2 separate regions of the Homo sapiens genome follow, and region 1 is linked to region 2. Evidence: read pairs that join two places in POLR2A ChIA-PET (ENCODE). Cell type or tissue: OCI-LY7. All regions are shown on one strand. Each heading gives the region's core, and the rest is flanking DNA. Links, peaks and the distances in the headings are about the cores only.

Region 1 (8,345 bases), core at 164-8,163, 79 kb before region 2:
CCCAGCTAATTTTTGTATTTTTAGTAGAGACGGGGTTTCGTCATGTTAGCCAGGCTGGTCTCGAACTCCTGACCTCAGGTGATCCACCCACCTCAGCCTCCCAAAGTGCTGAGATTTCATGCATGAGCCACTGCGCCCAGCCTAGTCCTCAGTATCTTGAAATATAAGATTAAGGAACTTGAAATCATTTAAAGCAGTTGCATGACCTATTTCAATCTCAACTACGTTTGACTGCATTCCCTGGAACCAGTGTTTATTTTATCTTTTCCAGTCCAAAGAGTATCCTCTTTGACAGAGAAGACTAAACCAAAATAGAGGTGAATGCTCTATTTTCTTTCTTTCATTCATTAATATGATACCACCCACCTAGGCCTCCTTGTTCTTTTTGCTCCCAATGTAACTTTTTAAAAAAGCCTTTTAATATTGTCTTTAGTATTGTGTCACAATTCCTAGTTTTGTCATTGTTTCTAGAGTAGGTATATCTATACAAAAGTGAGCTTGGGGTTCAAAAATAATATTTCGGGTCTTACTGTTTGTTTGTTTGTTTGAGATGGAGTCTCGCTCTGTTGCCAGGCTGGAGTGCAGTGGCGTGATCTTGGCTCACTGCAACCTCTGCCTCTCGGGTTCAAGCAATTCTTCTGCCTCAGCCTCCCGACTAGCTGGGATTACAGGTGTCCACCACCACGCCCAGCTAATTTTTTTTTGTATTTTTAGTAGAGATGGGGTTTCTCCATGTTGGTCAGGGGCATGTTGGTCAGGCTGGTCTCAAACTCCTGACCTCAGGTGATCTGCCCACCTTGGCCTCCCAAAGTGCTGGGATTACAGGCGTAATCCATCGCACCCGGCGATTCTTAATAATTTCAATCCAATTCTCATCAGGCTTTTTTTGTAGAAATGAACCAGTTTATTCTAAATTTTATATGGAAATGCAAAGGGCCTTGAATGAATAAAACAATCTTGAAAAAGAAAAAGTTGAAGGGCATACACTACCTTAGATCAATGGAACAGAATAGAGAATCCAGAGATAGATATGCACATATTAATACATGGTCAATTTATTTATTTATTTTTAACAAAGGAACCACAACAAGTAGGAGAAGGAAAGTCTTTTCAATAAATCATACTGTCTCAACTGGCTATCCATGAGGGGAGCGGGGAAAAACCTTGACCCTCAATCTTAAACTACCAACAAAAAATAATTCAGGATGAATTATAGGCCTAAACATAAAAGTTAAACCTCTATTGCTTTTAGAAGGAAATATAGGGTAACACTGTCACAGCCTTAGGGTAGGCAAAGATTTTTTAGACTGGACCCAGAAGGCATTAACCATAAAAGAAAAAAAATGCTAAAAAATTAAAACTTCTGCTCAATAAAAGACATCACTAAGGAAATAAATAAAGAGGCCACAGAGGGAGAAAATATTTGTAATGAACATATCTAACTTGTAACCAGAATGTGTAAAGAACTCCTACCACTGGATAATAAAAAGACAAACAACCCACTAAAAATTGGGCAAAATATTTGAAGAGACACTTCACAAAGGAAGATATACAAATGACCAACAAGCAGTAAAAAGTATTCAACATCATTAGTCATCAGGGAAATGCAAACTAAAACCACAATGAGATTTCATTTCACAACCACTAGAATGGCTAAAATGCAAAAGACTGACAATACCAAATGTTAACAAGCAATTGTAAAAACTGGAATTCTCATACATTGCTGGTGGGAATGTAAGATGGTACAACTGTTTTAGAAAGCAGTCAGTAATTCAACCCTTAGGTATTTACCCAAGATAAATGAAAACATACATCCATAAAAAGACCTGGAGACAAATGTTCCTAGAAGATTTATTCATAATGGGCAAAAACTGTACATAACCCAAGTGTACATTAACAAGCAAACAAAAAGCAAAGTGTGCTATATTCATACAACGGAATACTACATAGCAGTAAAAAGGAATGAAGTGCTGATACATTCCACAATGTGGATGAACATTTCTCCAGAAAAGATACACAAATGGCTAATATGCATGTAAAAAGATGTTCGACATCATTAGTCATCAGGAAAATACAAATCAAAAGGATAGTGAGATACCATTTCACACCTCTAGGCTGGCGATAATAAAAAAGACACGTAACATCAAATGCTGGCAAGAATGTGGAGAAATTGTAACCCTCATAAACTGTTACTGGGAATGTAACAGAGTGCAGGCATTTTGGAAAACAGTTTGGCTGTTCTTTCAAACACAGAATTACCATATGACCCAATATTCCACTCCTAGGTATATATCCAAGAGAACTGAAAACATGTTCACAAAAAAGTGTGTATACAAACATCCACAGCAGCATTATTCATGATAGCCAAAAAGTGGAAACAATCCAATGTCTATCAATGGATGAATGGATAGACAAAATGTGGTATAATCATACAATGGAATATTATTTGGCCACAAAAAGGAATAAAGTACTGATACATGTTACAACATGGATAAATCTTGAAAACTGTAAGTGATGCAGCCATAAAAAGGAATGAGATCATGTCCTTTGCAGGGACAAGGATGGAGCTGGAAGCCATTATCCTCAGCAAACTAACGCAGGAACAGAAAAACAAACACCGCATGTTCTCATTTATAAGTGGGAGCTGAACAATGAGAACACATGGACACAGGGAGGGGAACAACACATACTGGGGCCTGTTGGGGGGTGAGGTCGGGGGAGGGAGAACATTAGAAAAAATAGCTAATGCATACTGGGCTTAATACCTAAGTGATGGGTTGATCTGTGCAGCAAACCACTATGGCACACATTTACCTATGTAACAAACCTGCACATCCTGCACATGTACCCCAAGAACTTAAATAAAAACAAAGAAAAGAAAACATTGAGTGAAAGAAACCAAATACAGAAGCCCATATATTGTATGATTCTATCTATATATAATCTATATGAAATGTCCAGAATAGGCATATCCACAGAGACAGAAAGTAGGTTAGTGGTTGCCTAGGACTGGGAGTTTGTGGGTGGGGAAAAAGGGGAGTTACTGCTAATGTGTACGGGGTATTTTTCTTGGCAGAGGGGGCTTGATGAAAATATTCTAAAACTGATTTTGGTGATGGTTTTACAACTGAATATTCTAAAAACGACTGAATTGTACACTTTAAATAGGTGAATTGTATGGTATATAAATTATATCTCAATCTAGTTATTAAAAATAATTTTTAAAGAACCACTTATACAATCCTTTACTATAAACTCTGTTCATTTTCATCCTTCAATCTTCTACTGAGTTTTTGGTATTTTTATTATTGATTTTTAGGAACTCTGTATATAAGGAAATTAGCCCTTCATCTGTGATATAAGTTGCAAATACTTTCTGTTTGTTGTTAATCTTTTGTTATTGTTTACAGTATTTGTTGGCAAGCAAATATTTTTCCTCTTTCTGCAACAAAATATATCAATCTTTTCTTTTATGGCTTCCAGGTTTTTTTTTATCAGCTCTCTTAGAAACATCTTCCCTTCTGTGAGATTGTAAGAACATCTTTCTGTGGTTTCTTCATGTTTGTGTTTTTGTTTTTTGTATTTTTTTTTTTTTTTTTTGAGACAGGGTCTCACTCCGTCTCCCAGGCGGGAGTGCAGTGGTGTGATCATGGCTCACTGAAGCCTCCAACTCCTGGGCTCAAGTGATCCCCTCACCTCAGCCTTTCGAGTAGCTGAGACTATTGCTACGAATGGCAAAAGCCGCAATTACCTTTGCACCAACCTAATATAAGCGTGCGCCACCACACCCTGCTGTAAAAAAAAAAAAAAAAAAGGTTTTTTTGTAGAGACAGATTTCTTTACATTGCCCAGGCTAGTCTTGAACTCCTGGGTTCAAGCAATCCTCCCACCTCGGCCTCCCAAAGTGCTGGGATTACAGGTATGAGCCACTGTAGCTGGCCTATATTGAAATTTTTGATCCATCTAGAATTTGTTTGCATATAAGATGTGAGGAAAGAATCCAATATCATATTCTTAACATGGCTACCAGTTGTGCTCATTAATTTAAATGCTCTCCCCAATGTAGATTAATTTTATTTCTATATTTGAGTCAATTTCTAAGCTTCTGATTCTGGTCCATTGATTGCCTGTCTATTAATATGTCAATAACAAATGTGCTGGTGATGAAGAGTGTGGTGATGGAGAGAGTACATGTTCTGGAGCTAGCACCTGAGTTCAAATCTGAGCTCTGCCACTTATTGGCAGTGTGAGTTTGAGTAGGTTAATCTCAACGGGCTTTTATGAGAATTAAATGAATTGTTATATTTAAAGAGCTTAGAACAGTGCCTGGCACACAGTGTTTATTGTTAGCAATTATAGTGGAATTATTATAGCTTTATAACAGATTTTAATATCTATTATAGATATTAACGAGGCTGGTATCTCATTATTTCTTTTCTTTCTCGGGATATTTCTGGTTATTTTAGTCTACATATTTTTTCTGTATGAGCTTTACAATCATTTCTCTCAAAAAAATAAGCAAATAAGCAAAAAGTCCTATTGGTTTTTTTTAGGGAGATCATGTTAACTTATAGATTAAATTAAGGAGCACTGACAGGTTTATGATTTTAAATCTTCCTAAGAACATACCATGCCTTTCCATATGTCCAAGTCTTTTTTTTGTTTCCAGTAGTGTTTTAAAGCTCTCTTCATATTCTTGTTACATTTCTTCCTAGGTATGTAATCTTTTTTTTTTTTTTTTGAGATGGGGTCTTGCTCTATTGCCCAGGCTGGAGTGCAGTGGTCTGATCTTGGCTCACTGCATCCTTAAACTCCCAGGCTCAAGTGATCCTCCCATCTCAGCCTTCCCAGTAGCTAGCACTACAGGCACACACCACTATGCCTGGCCAATTTTTGTATTTTTTGTAGAGACAGAGTTTCACCATGTTTCCCAGGCTGGTCTCGAACTCCTAGGCTCAAGCAATCTGCCTGCCTCGGCCTCCCAACGTGCTAGGATTGCAGGTGTGAGCCACTGCACCTGGCCCTTATTATTTTTTAAAATAAATTATTGATTTTAGTATATTTTGTCCATCTACCTTGCTGAAGCATAATGTTTATAATAGATTTCAATTTGATTACCTTGGGCTTTCCAGCTAAGTAATCATATCACCTGCAATCATGTAATTTTTCCTTCTCTTTTAAAATTTTTATGCCTCTTATTTCTTTTTCCTGCCTAATACAGTAGCATTGACTGGTTATTTTCAGAAAAATGGAAATAATGTTAGCAAAGAGTAAATAGTGAAATTATTATTTTTTGAGACGGAGTTTCACTCTGTCACCCAGGCTGGAGTGCAGTGGCACGATCTTGGCTCACTGCAACCTCCATCTCCCGGGTTCAAGCAATTCTCCTACCTCAGCCTCCTGAGCAGCTGGGACTATAGGCGCGTGCCACCACCCCTGGCTAATTTTTTGTATTTTTAGTAGAGACAGGGTTTCACCATGTTAGCCAGGATGGTCTCGATCTCCTGACCTCATGATCCGCCTGCCTCGGCCTCCCCAAGTGTTGGGATTACAGGCGTGAGCCACCGCGCCCGGCCCTGAAATTATTTTTATAATTATATATATCTTGGACTCCTATCTCATATTTCTTCCTTTTTTTTGTTTGTTTGTTTTTGAGATGGAGTTTTACTCATGTTTCCCAGGCTGCAGTACAATGGCATGACCTTGGCTCACTGCAACCTTTGCCTCCGGGTTCACGTGATTCTCCTGCCTCACCCTCCCAAGTAGCTGGGATTACAGGTGTGTGCAACCATGCCCGGCTAAATTTTTTTGTATTTTTAATAGAGACGGGGTATCACCGTGTTGGTCAGGCTGGTCTCGAACTCCTGACCTCAAGTGATCCACTCGCCTCCGCCTCCCAAAGTGCTGGGATTACAGGCGTGAGCCACCGCGCCCGGCCGTATTTCTTCCTTCTGAAAGATGAACATATAAAAAGAATTTCAGATATATATGAAAATATATGAGATATATAAGAAATATATATGAGAAAAGTCTTTTATGTTAAAAAACAGTTTAGACAAATGTATATTCAGCATAATCTCTACTATGCAAAGACAACAATGCATAAAAATACTAGAAATAATTAGCAAGTATTTTAATGGTGAGTGGATTTATGAGTGATTATTTTTCTACTTCATTACACTTTCCTGTACTACTACATTTCTACAATGAGCAAGTTTTTCTTTGATCAGAAAAACATAAACAAACAGGAAAAAAAGAATTAATCAAGTATGCAGCTTTTGGCTGAACTTGACTTTGAGCTTATGTGCTGATGCTTGAAATCCCTATCACCAAGCTCTCTTGACTCAGGCCAGTTTTGCGATCTGCATCAGAAATGCTTTATCTATTTCTTCCATCTGGCTAGGTAGTCTATATTCTAATCCCACAATGATGTCACTTCTCTTCTGCTCTTCTTTTATCTGAATCCAGGTGTTCTCCAACACGCTCTCACCCTCAGATTTGTGTCCAGATGTCCATGCAGCTACAGATCTTTTTGATATCAAACTGTTTTGTGTCATTTAAGTCTCTCAAGTATATTTCTTTTTCGTTGCTCATGATCCCCCACAAGACCTCCGAATGACCTAGATTGAAGTGTCCCACAAGAAAACCTTCTCTCTGGTATTCTTGAGCACTGACTCTCCTTGAGCAAGCATTTTCTAAAGTTTTTGAACCCTGGAATGTCTCTTAAGACACTCCAAGGAAACGCCATCCTAGCCAAGATGATGATTAATACAACTTTTGGAGATAGAACGTTCTTGAGGGAAGTCCAGAAACCATATTGATTGGCTTTATTACAAATTTCTGCTATCTAACCTCAACTGGACACTCGTGGCTACTGGATAATCATTTTAGTCATCTCCTTTTAACTTGGCATCACATGCCTTCAGATATTTTCCATTCTCAAATTTCCAAGCTAATCCTATGCCCCAAATCCAAACTCTCAGCAGAGAACCTCTTATTTTCTTGAGAAGACTGAAGCCACCTTTTTAAGTCCCTCAATTTCCTTCCTTTATACCTTAATATTTCTCTGCATTTTCACTTATCTGCACCTCTTCCTTCCTTCTTTCAGAGAAAGAAATCTTTCCCTTCTCTTCCTACAATTAATCTTTCCATCTATGCTCTTGAGTCCATGTTATCTCAGTTTCTGGGACCTTGCTCCACCAACTATCCCCTTTACGCTTGCATCGTTGACCTTACCTTCTCCATTAACTCCTTGCTGTCTATGCACACATGTCTAAGTGGTGTCTTAATCTAAAAAATCTTTCATAGACTCAACTCACTAACACCGCTTTCTCCTCCCTTTGTTTTCAAAGCCAGATTTCTCAGAGGAGTATGCTATGCTCATTACCTCCTCTTTCTTACTACCCATTCATTCACTCAGTAACTCCTTCAACGTTGCTTCCGTCACTCAACTAAAATGGTTCTCTTGGAAGTTATAACTCATTTCACCCCAACCAAACTACTGTAGTAATTCTTCTAACCTGTCATACTTAACAAAACTCACTGAGTCCTCTGTTTTTTGCTTTGCTTCTTTAAATAATATGTTTATACTGCTATTTCTTGATTTTTAAATGTTAGACATCTTTTAACTTTCAGTTGAAGATGACAAATTATCTTTTTCACCACACACATATACTTCCCATCTGTCCATCTTTTCATGATACTAATTTTGGCTTACCAATATTCAGTATTTACTCATTTATGACTATGTAAATATTATGCACAGCAAAAACACAAGGTATATTATTATATTTTCTTTCTTATACAACCTTTTGTTTTTCTTAGAATGATTATTTCTTTCTCGGTTTGTGGGGGTTTTTAAGTATTAATCAGTGCTTCTTCAACTGAAGTATTAAACCCTAATTCTCCAACTGAAGGTTGGACAATTTTTTTACACAACAGATAATCAATTCTATTATTTAATTTTCCTGCAGAAATTCCTCCTAGAGCCTTCTGTCCTGCTACTTCAATCTGAATTGCTTTCTAGCTGTCTTGCACAAACTGTTGTCCTGCAACTACCTTCCATTATCATTCTAAGAATTCTCTTTCTTTCTCTCCTGTGTTGCACCCCTTGATGCTAGATCTCATAATTTCATCTTCCTAAACTTATTCTCACTTTTTGATAAAACATACTCTTCAGTAGTTTCATGAGAAAGGCTGCATAAAAGTTAAAGTTTATGAAACCCTGCCCATCTAAAAATCTTTATCCTCGGCTGGGTGTAGTGGCTCACACCTGTAATCCTAGCACTTTGGGAGGCCGAGGTGGGCAGATCACCTGAGGTCAGGAGTTCGAGACCAGCCCGACC
Region 2 (8,345 bases), core at 66-8,065:
AAAATGATAGAAAATGCAAAAAAGAGCATAAGAGACAGAGAATACTATGAAAAGGTCTAATGTTTGTGTAATTAGAATCCCAATAGGAGTAAAGAGAGGGTAGAGGCCAGTCGTGTTGGCTCATGTCTGTAATCCCAGCACTTTGGGAGGGCGAGGCAGGAGGATCACTTGAGCCCAGGAGTTTGAGACCAGTCTGGGCAAGATGGCAAGACCCTATCTCTAAAAAAAAAAAAAAAAAAATTAGCTGAGTGTGGTGGCGTGCAACTGTGGTCCCAGCCACTTGGGAGGCTGAGTGAGGCAAGAGGATTGCCTGAGCCCAGGAGGTAGAGGCTGCAGTGAGCCATGACTGCACCACTGCACTCCAACCTGGGTGACAGACAGAGATCCTGCCTCAAAAAAAAAAAAGAGACAGAGACAGAGAGAGAGTAGAACAGAAGTAAATTTGAAGAGCTAATTATTGAGAGTTTTCCAGGACTGATAAATGATATCAAGCTATAGGTTCAAGAAGCACTAAGAACACCGAATAGTTTAAATATAAAGAAAAGCAAAACTAGACACATTACACTAAAACTATCAAAAACCAAAGACCAAGTAGAAATATCCAAAAACCATCCAGAGATTTAAAAAAAGATTATTTTCAAAGAAGCAAGAATAAAACTGAGAGCAACTTCTCAACAAAGTCAGTAGAAACCAAAAGATAATGGAATGGTAAAACAGCTGCCAACCTAGAATTTATCTCAGGAAAAAAACTGCCCTTCAAAAATGAGGTGAAAATGTAAATAAGACGTATAGATTAGTTAATAGTTTTGAATTAATGTTAAGTTCTTGATTTTGGCAGTTATATTATGGATACAGGAAATGTTAACATTAGTAGAAGCTGTATGAAATGGATGTGGGAACTCCATATATAGATTTTTTTAAACTTTATGTAAGTCCAAAATTATTCACACACATTCTAAAAAGGTAAAATGAAAACAATTTCAGAATGGAAGCTCCATAAGAGTTGAAATTTCTGGTCTGTTTTTTTCACTGCTATATCCCTAGTATCTAGAACGCTAAGACGTAGGCACTCAATAAATATATATTGAATGAATGAGTGAACAACAGTAGTAGCAGTAGCTACTAATTAATTCAACACTTATTGTATCTTAAGTGAAATGCCAAGCACTTTACTTTCATTAACTCATTTAATCATTCCAACAATTATGTAACATGGAATTTTATATTTTATATATGAGTCTCCCTATTTTATAGATGAGGTAAGCAATCTGCCCAAGATCTCATACCAGAAAGTGGCAGGCCCTCTAACATAGACCTATCTGATTCCAAAGTCCATGTTCTTAACCACTATGTTATGGTGCTTTCATGTTGCAAAATATGTCTCCTTTCTGTTTTGTTTATCCAAACTCTACCTTCCTTTCCAAAATTAAGACAAACTCCTCTATAAGACTCAACTAATTTTACTTAACTAATAGCCATTATTTTTCCTTACTCTCAATTCTCAGTGTACTGGGCCATATAACTTAATGCCATTATATAAGGTCTTGTATTGCTCTGTAATTGTTCGTTATTCAATGAGTTTTACCTCTTTAACCAGATTACATCTTACAGGGAAGTGACCATATCTTATATTCCTATTAATATAGAGCACATTTGAAGCTCTATAACAATACTTAATATTTTTGTAAAGGGATGAAGAAAAACATTTCCATGCAAGAAACAGTGTTTTTGAATGCTTTAGTGATCAGGCTTACATGGTCTAAGATTCTAAACATAAAATTTGACTCAGAAAAACAAAAAAACCACTATCTTAAAAAGTTTTTACATCAATTTTCTGTAGTATCTCTTTTTCCTTATGACATTTTAGGGGATGTTCAGGGTAATTTGGACATAGCAGTACAAGTTCTCCTGGTTAAACCTTCTTGAGAGGGTATATAGATTGCATAGAAGGTAAAGTATGAGAGTGTGCAGATGAACAATTATCCCCACACATGTAAGCTGCAGTTTGTCTGGTGTAAATATACTCTCCCTGCCTGGAACTGCCTGTGTAATGTTCTCTCTTTGGGCTCTGTGGTTTCTCAATACATTCCAACTGTTCAGAGGCTGGAGCTTGGCTCTGCAAGCATAGATAAACAGCTTCCTGGAGCAGGCTGCCAGCATGAGGAGCAATGACCTCAGCAGAGAAAGTCTGCTTTTCATTACCCTGAGCCCATCACTGTACTGCTAGAGCTAAGAGTGGGAACAACACAAGTTGGATAGAGTTGACTGACTCAAGTCTCCCACTACACCTTGAGTTTTAAAATTCTGTATCTAGAGGAAAGGGGGTAAAGACAGGAAGTGAGAAAATGGCATATGCAAAGAAAACAAAGATAGAAAAGCTTTCTTAGGCTATTCTGTGAATGAACTAAATGATGAGTGAAGTGGTTAAGAGTCATGCAGGCAATCATTGAATGTTTTAGTCTCCAAAAACGTACACAAAATACAGGGCAAGAAAGAAGTGTTATAGAAAGTAAGAGAGGCCAGGTACAGTGGCGCACACCTGTAATTCTAGCATTTTGGGAGGCTGAGGCAGGAGCATAACATGAGCCCAGGAGTTCAAGACCAGTTTGAGCAATAAAATGAGACCCGTCTCTATAAAAAAGAAAAAAAAAAGTTAGCTGGGTATGGTGGCACGCACCTGTGGTCATGGCTACATGGGAAGCTGAGGCAGGAGGATTGCTTGAGCCCAGGTTAAGGCTGCAATGAGCCATGTTTGTGCTACAACTCCAGCCTGGGTGACAGAGTGAGACACTATCTCAAAAAAAAAAAACAAAAACAAAAAAACAAAAACAAAAACAAACCAGTAACAACAACAACAACAAAAAACAAAAGAGAGACTAAAAAGTCCTCAAGATCTTCAACTCTGATGCCATTTAAAGAGAGAGAAAAGGAAGACTATCCAGATCCACAGAGATACAAAAATCCCAGAAAAGTGGAGCTTAAGGAGAACAACACACAATGAAGATGAATTATATATAGCCAGACATCTTGCATGTGTAATTTCATGTGATTTGCATAACAACCCTAGAAGATAGGTATTATCATCCCTAGCAATAATCTAGACCTAGAAAATTACAATACAATGACATCAACAAAGACATTTGTTGTTGATATTATTTAATGACAAAGGGATGATTTCAAGTCTGCTTCTACGGCCACCCAGGAAACAATGCTTTTCCCAAACATCTCTCATTGTAGTATTATCTATTGTTGCAGCCCCAGAACTCAGCAATACTAGAACTGTGACCTAGAAGAAATGTACACATTTGTGCCACTTTCTGATAAGACAGTTTCTGCAGTGCTGGTAGCATTGCATCTGATAGTTGAAGAAGGGAATCACAATTATGTCCTCAGACAAGAAATTGGTTAGATATGACCCCTCCTGAAGGATCCTGAGAGACAATTTGTTTTTTGGAGAAGTCACTGACTATAATGATGCACCTGCAAGGGGGCCGGGAGCTGAGAGACAGACAAACATCTTAGCAAATTCTAAAAGCAGAGTGAAGCTTCATTTGACTTTCATTTCACTTTTCTCAGGGAAGAAGAACCTTTGTGTTACTGCCAAAATCCTAACTGTCCTTCCTTCCTCTCTGTCCCCTCCACCCCCACGCCAGCTCATTAAAGATCTTCTGGTTAAAGGTGCCAAATTGTGTCATTCTTTCCTACTCCAGTGCCAAGCCTGTGCCAATGGCACCACAGATTGATCTGCTAGAGTTCTGAGCAAATTATGGAAGAAATTAAAAGCACTGAAAATTTTAAATTGTTCTGTTGCTGGTGAAGTAAAGCTTTTTAAACTTCTTATTCTTCTTGTAGAGACAGGGGTCTCATTGTGTTGCCCAGGATGGCCTCAAACTCCTGGCCTCAAGTGATTTTCCCACCTTGGCTTCCCAAAGTGCTGGGATTATAGGTGTGAGCCTATAATCTGGCCTAGTTTCTTAACTTTTGATGACTGACTTTACATTGCTAATGGCATAACACTTGTTAATTAAGACTCGTGTGAGTGTACTTGATTGCCAGACAAGTATTCAGGGAATTATCAGAGTGGTGGTGTGAAGGAATATCAGGGCTTGGACCAAATAAAGATCCTTCATATTATTTATAGATTGAAATAAATCAAGTTATTTATCTAAGGGGAGATATTTTAATGTAAAAAATCAGACCTAAATTTTATACTAGCTAGCTGCAAAAGCAGCTCCCATGAAAACAGAAATAGTATCATTGGGGCTTGAGAACACTTCAGCCAAGGATGGTGTTTCTTCATTTCCTCTTATTGAATGGTTTTATAACAGATAAGTTTCTCTTAACTTGTAGAAGGCAGGGGGTGGGGTGGGGGGAACAAGGTCTTTCCTGACAGGGAGAATCTGGGCCCAATTATTACTTCTGTAACCTTTGACTCTGACTTCTAAACGAGTCAAGGGACCAGTGGGCTGTGAAATAGCTTCCTCCATTACCAGGTCAAGTGCTGCTGGATAGTTTCCTGTAACCATAATACAAAGGGACTGAAGAAGTGAGATGGATTCTACAAAAACAGGCAACTTCTTGCATCCTCAATGACCCTGGATTTTTAAGTTTCAAAACAGATTTTGACTCTTAACTCACCACCATGGCTCCCTGTAGTCTTTTTGCTATAGCATACCTCTAGTAATACAGAAAAGAGCCAGAAAGAATCCTCTATAGATTTGGTTCTATGATGGTCTAACAGAGGTGCCTGGCCTAGTAACAGTGGGGATAGGGTTGCTTTAACTGAAGGCAAATCTCTTCCTGACAATTATCTGAGTCTGTGGGAAACCAGATGCTGACAATGAGAAACGGGTAATTTTCTGTTACAATGTTTAACAGCTAAGAACTGAACTATGGAAAAAAGTCAGGGGAGGGGGTGGGTAAAGGGGGAAGCATTACCCCTTTTGAAGAAGTCTATAATAGGATTAGTCACCATTACTTTACCACACCACATTTTGGCTCAATTTAACGTAAATAAGTAGAGAAAACATGAGCAGAAATGGCCCAAAGAAGTCTCAAGTCCATCTCTCATTCAGAGCTACAAGCTGGAAATCAGCGAAGTCTTGGTTTGTTCTGATGTGCTTCTTGTTGCCTCACACCTGCTCCTCTGTTACCATGGACACAAGAAGAACCCCAAACAACATTATTTAAACTCTAGATGGTGAATGATCCTTAAAAAATCTGTCACCTTTAGAATGAATGTTTATGCCCTGATTGTTATAGATTATGTAGGAAAGAAGTGGGTCATCTTTTCATAGGGCTTAAAGCACCTGTCTGAAAAAAAAAATAACAAGAAATGATACATATTTTATAATCATGGATTGTTTTCATTAGAGTTACGTTTTAAGTTATTTAGGAATATGCACTATTACCTATGTAACAAACCTGCACGTTCTACACATGTATCCCAGAACTTAAAGTAAAAGAAAAGAAAAAAGAAAAAAAAAACGGGTATGCACTATTGGAATCTCTTTTTTTCTCCAAGGATGAATTAATGAAGTTCATATTTTATGGATTTATTTGAATCAAAATTAATTCTGATGATTAACATGTATCAAAATGAAATTATTAATGCTCCTTTTCTAAAAACTGACAAAGATTTCCATCTCCATATTTATACTATGTAGTGTAGAACACAAATACTTTTGATGATGAATTATTTTATTTACTTTCACTGGTTAAATAGGAGCAGAGCATGAGGGAGGCCAGTTACCCATGAGGGGGTCCTAAGAACACTGCCTAGTAAGGGTACTCCATTCTCAGTAGCAACAAATAAAATCAATCAAATGATCATTTTTGGACACAGGAAGCTTACTTAGATAATCAAGGTGGACAAAGAAAAGGTGCATCACCCTCTGAGCTAAGTTATTGGCTCTCTGATGGGATGAGCTCTCAATCGTCATCTCTTCCAAGAGGACTTCCCTGTCCATACTATATATTACCTTACTCTGGCTGTTTTCTTGTTATTTGTCTTGTTACAGTTACCAGCTATGTAACCATGAGAATGTTACTTTTATAGCCTGAATTTCCTTATGAGTAAAATGAGGATAATACTAATACCCTGTTTATATAGAACTGTGAAGATTAAATAAAATAATGGATATTATATGCTTAGAACAGTGCCTAGCACACAGTGCTTATTAACTATTAGCTATTCTCATCCCCATCAGTTTGCTTGTTTATTGATTATTACCCTCATTAAAACACTAGGTTCATAAAGATAGGTACCTTATTTGTCTTGCTCACTGCTCTATTCCCATTGCATAGTACACACAGGCACAGAGTAGGTGCCCAAAAGTAATTTGTGAATGAATAATTCACAAATGAATGCTGCATATTCTCACGTATCCTTAAAATAAACCAAAGGTAGTCTGTGTACTTCTTTCCCTTGCAACCAAAACAGTCATCATAAAAACTTCACCAAAAAACTAAAATCATCCTTTAAAAAACGAAAACAAGACACTTGATCATAAAAGCGAGCTCTCCTGGGCCCACCAACCAAGACCACAGAATATTATTCTTTTCTATATTAGTATGTGGAAGTCAAGCTCCCTGATGCCATAGTGTTGGAACTATCAATTTAGCCTGTGAAGAATGGTTCCCAATTCTGATACAAATTCTCAGATTTCATCCTGTTTTTCTCTCATCATTATTTTCCAATGTCTCAAAAAGCCACATTTCTCATTTTATCTTTACCACAAGAATCTGGTCACACTCTGCTGTGGTTTCTAAGTTAGAGCTACTCTCGCCCATTTTCTTGGATGTATTTCTTCAGAGGTCCTGACCCAGTGCTGACATTTGGCCTATTCTTAGAGTAGCACCTCTAAATATTAATTTCTTTTACCTTCCACTGGTTGAAGGACAACATTCAGAGGTAGAGGTTACATACAACATAAAAGAAAATCCTCTGGGATTTAGTATCCGTCTTTCAAGAGTGTCCAGAGGAATATGATCTACAGAGCTCATGGTCTTGCAGACATACACAAAGTACTGTTCAGCCACTTGTGTTTTACAGTTTATCCAGATTTGCTGGAACAGTCATGGACTTGTTTGAAAACACCAACAACCAAGGAGTGACAGACAGCATAGGTGAGAGGGCAAGCAGACCCAGAGAAGAAAATCAGAAGAGAAGCCTTCCAAATACAATTTCAAGGAGTACTTTTATCACTGTTTAAAGGTAAATCACCCACGGCTAAATATATGAAAGTCTCAAGATGTGAACTCGAAACTGTAAGATGGAAGGATACCGTTAACATATTTTTGAAAATCATGCTTCCTGCTCTTTATAGTCAGCTCTAGTTGCATCCCCCAAAAGGCCATATTAAACATTTAAATGGCAGTAAACTGAGGTCACCAGCTAAGGCTGTGTGATAAGCTTGCAAAGTATAGTTCATAAGGGAGAATTCAAAAATAGTAGAAATTATAGCTAGAAGAAACCTCCAAATATGATCTGGTTAGCCCTCTAGCAACATTAAGCAGTAAAGTGGCTTGGAGGCAGTAGAGAACAGTGGACTCTATAATACTGCAGATGAGGCTTGATTCCTGAGTCTGTCACTTAACAGCTTGTGAACTTGAAGAAGCTATTTTAATCTTTCTGAGCATCCACTTCCTCCTCTATAAAACAGAGATAACAATAATAATAGTACCCATCTCAAAGAATTGTAGTAGCTGAGACATGGTATTAGTTTAGTAAAAACTGCATATTATAATATATAATTATTATATTATTATTATTATCATGTAAGGCTTTATTAAACCCACTTCATAGATGAGGCAACTGAAGCCCATATTTCAGAAATTTGCCCAGGGTTATAGAGTGAGGACTTAGAAGAATAAGCAGCTCTTTTTCCTTCTAGGGTAGTGCTCTTTCCACTTCACTATGTTTCTCTTATTAATCAATACAAAACTGAAGCCTGAGGCCAGGCGCGGTGGCTCACACCTGTAATCCCAGCACTTTGGAAGGCCGAGGCAGGCGGATCACAAGGTCAGGAAATCGAGACCATCCTGGCTAACACGGTGAAGCCCCCTCTCTACTAAAAATACAAAAAACAAAAATTAGCCGGGCATGTGGCGGGCACCTGTAGTCCCAGATACTCGGGAGGCTGAGGCGGGAGAATGTCGTGAACCTGAGAGGCGGAGCTTGCGGTGAGCCGAGATCGCGCCACTGCACCCCAGCCTGGGCGACAGAGCAAGACTCCATCTCAAAAAACAAAAAAAAACAAAACAAAAAAACTGAAGCCTGAAAGTGAAGGATTTTCACTAACTAAATCAAATTCACAAAGTAAACTCAGGAGCTTCCATCATCC

The links. ChIA-PET counts read pairs that join two places held together with the same protein. Peaks named below come from ENCODE experiments on the same cell type or tissue, not always from the same donor. Only the 100,000 strongest peaks of a DNase experiment are listed, where the experiment ranks them.
Region 1: POLR2A ChIA-PET joins it to region 2 with 11 read pairs; 6 of 35 experiments call an interaction of 5 or more read pairs at or near these places.

Annotation. Positions count from the first base shown.
Region 1 is chr11:47,077,405-47,085,749 of GRCh38, reverse strand. The region is part of intron 3 of CSTPP1 (centriolar satellite-associated tubulin polyglutamylase complex regulator 1); the gene reads right to left. Among named protein-coding and RNA genes, the nearest start is that of ARFGAP2, 95 kb to the left of the region's middle. In OCI-LY7, for the core only: no CTCF peak of the experiment used is centred there; no DNase peak of the experiment used is centred there.
Region 2 is chr11:46,998,651-47,006,995 of GRCh38, reverse strand. The region is part of intron 2 of CSTPP1 (centriolar satellite-associated tubulin polyglutamylase complex regulator 1); the gene reads right to left. LOC124902670 (a long non-coding RNA gene) reads right to left here and starts at 8,020. Exons shown (of 2, transcript XR_007062665.1): 1 at 1-8,020. RefSeq lists a silencer at 2,117-2,196. In OCI-LY7, for the core only: no CTCF peak of the experiment used is centred there; DNase peaks (open chromatin) are centred at 2,235, 3,535, 5,105, 7,575 and 2 weaker places; H3K4me3 peaks cover 6,353 bases; H3K27ac peaks cover 8,000 bases.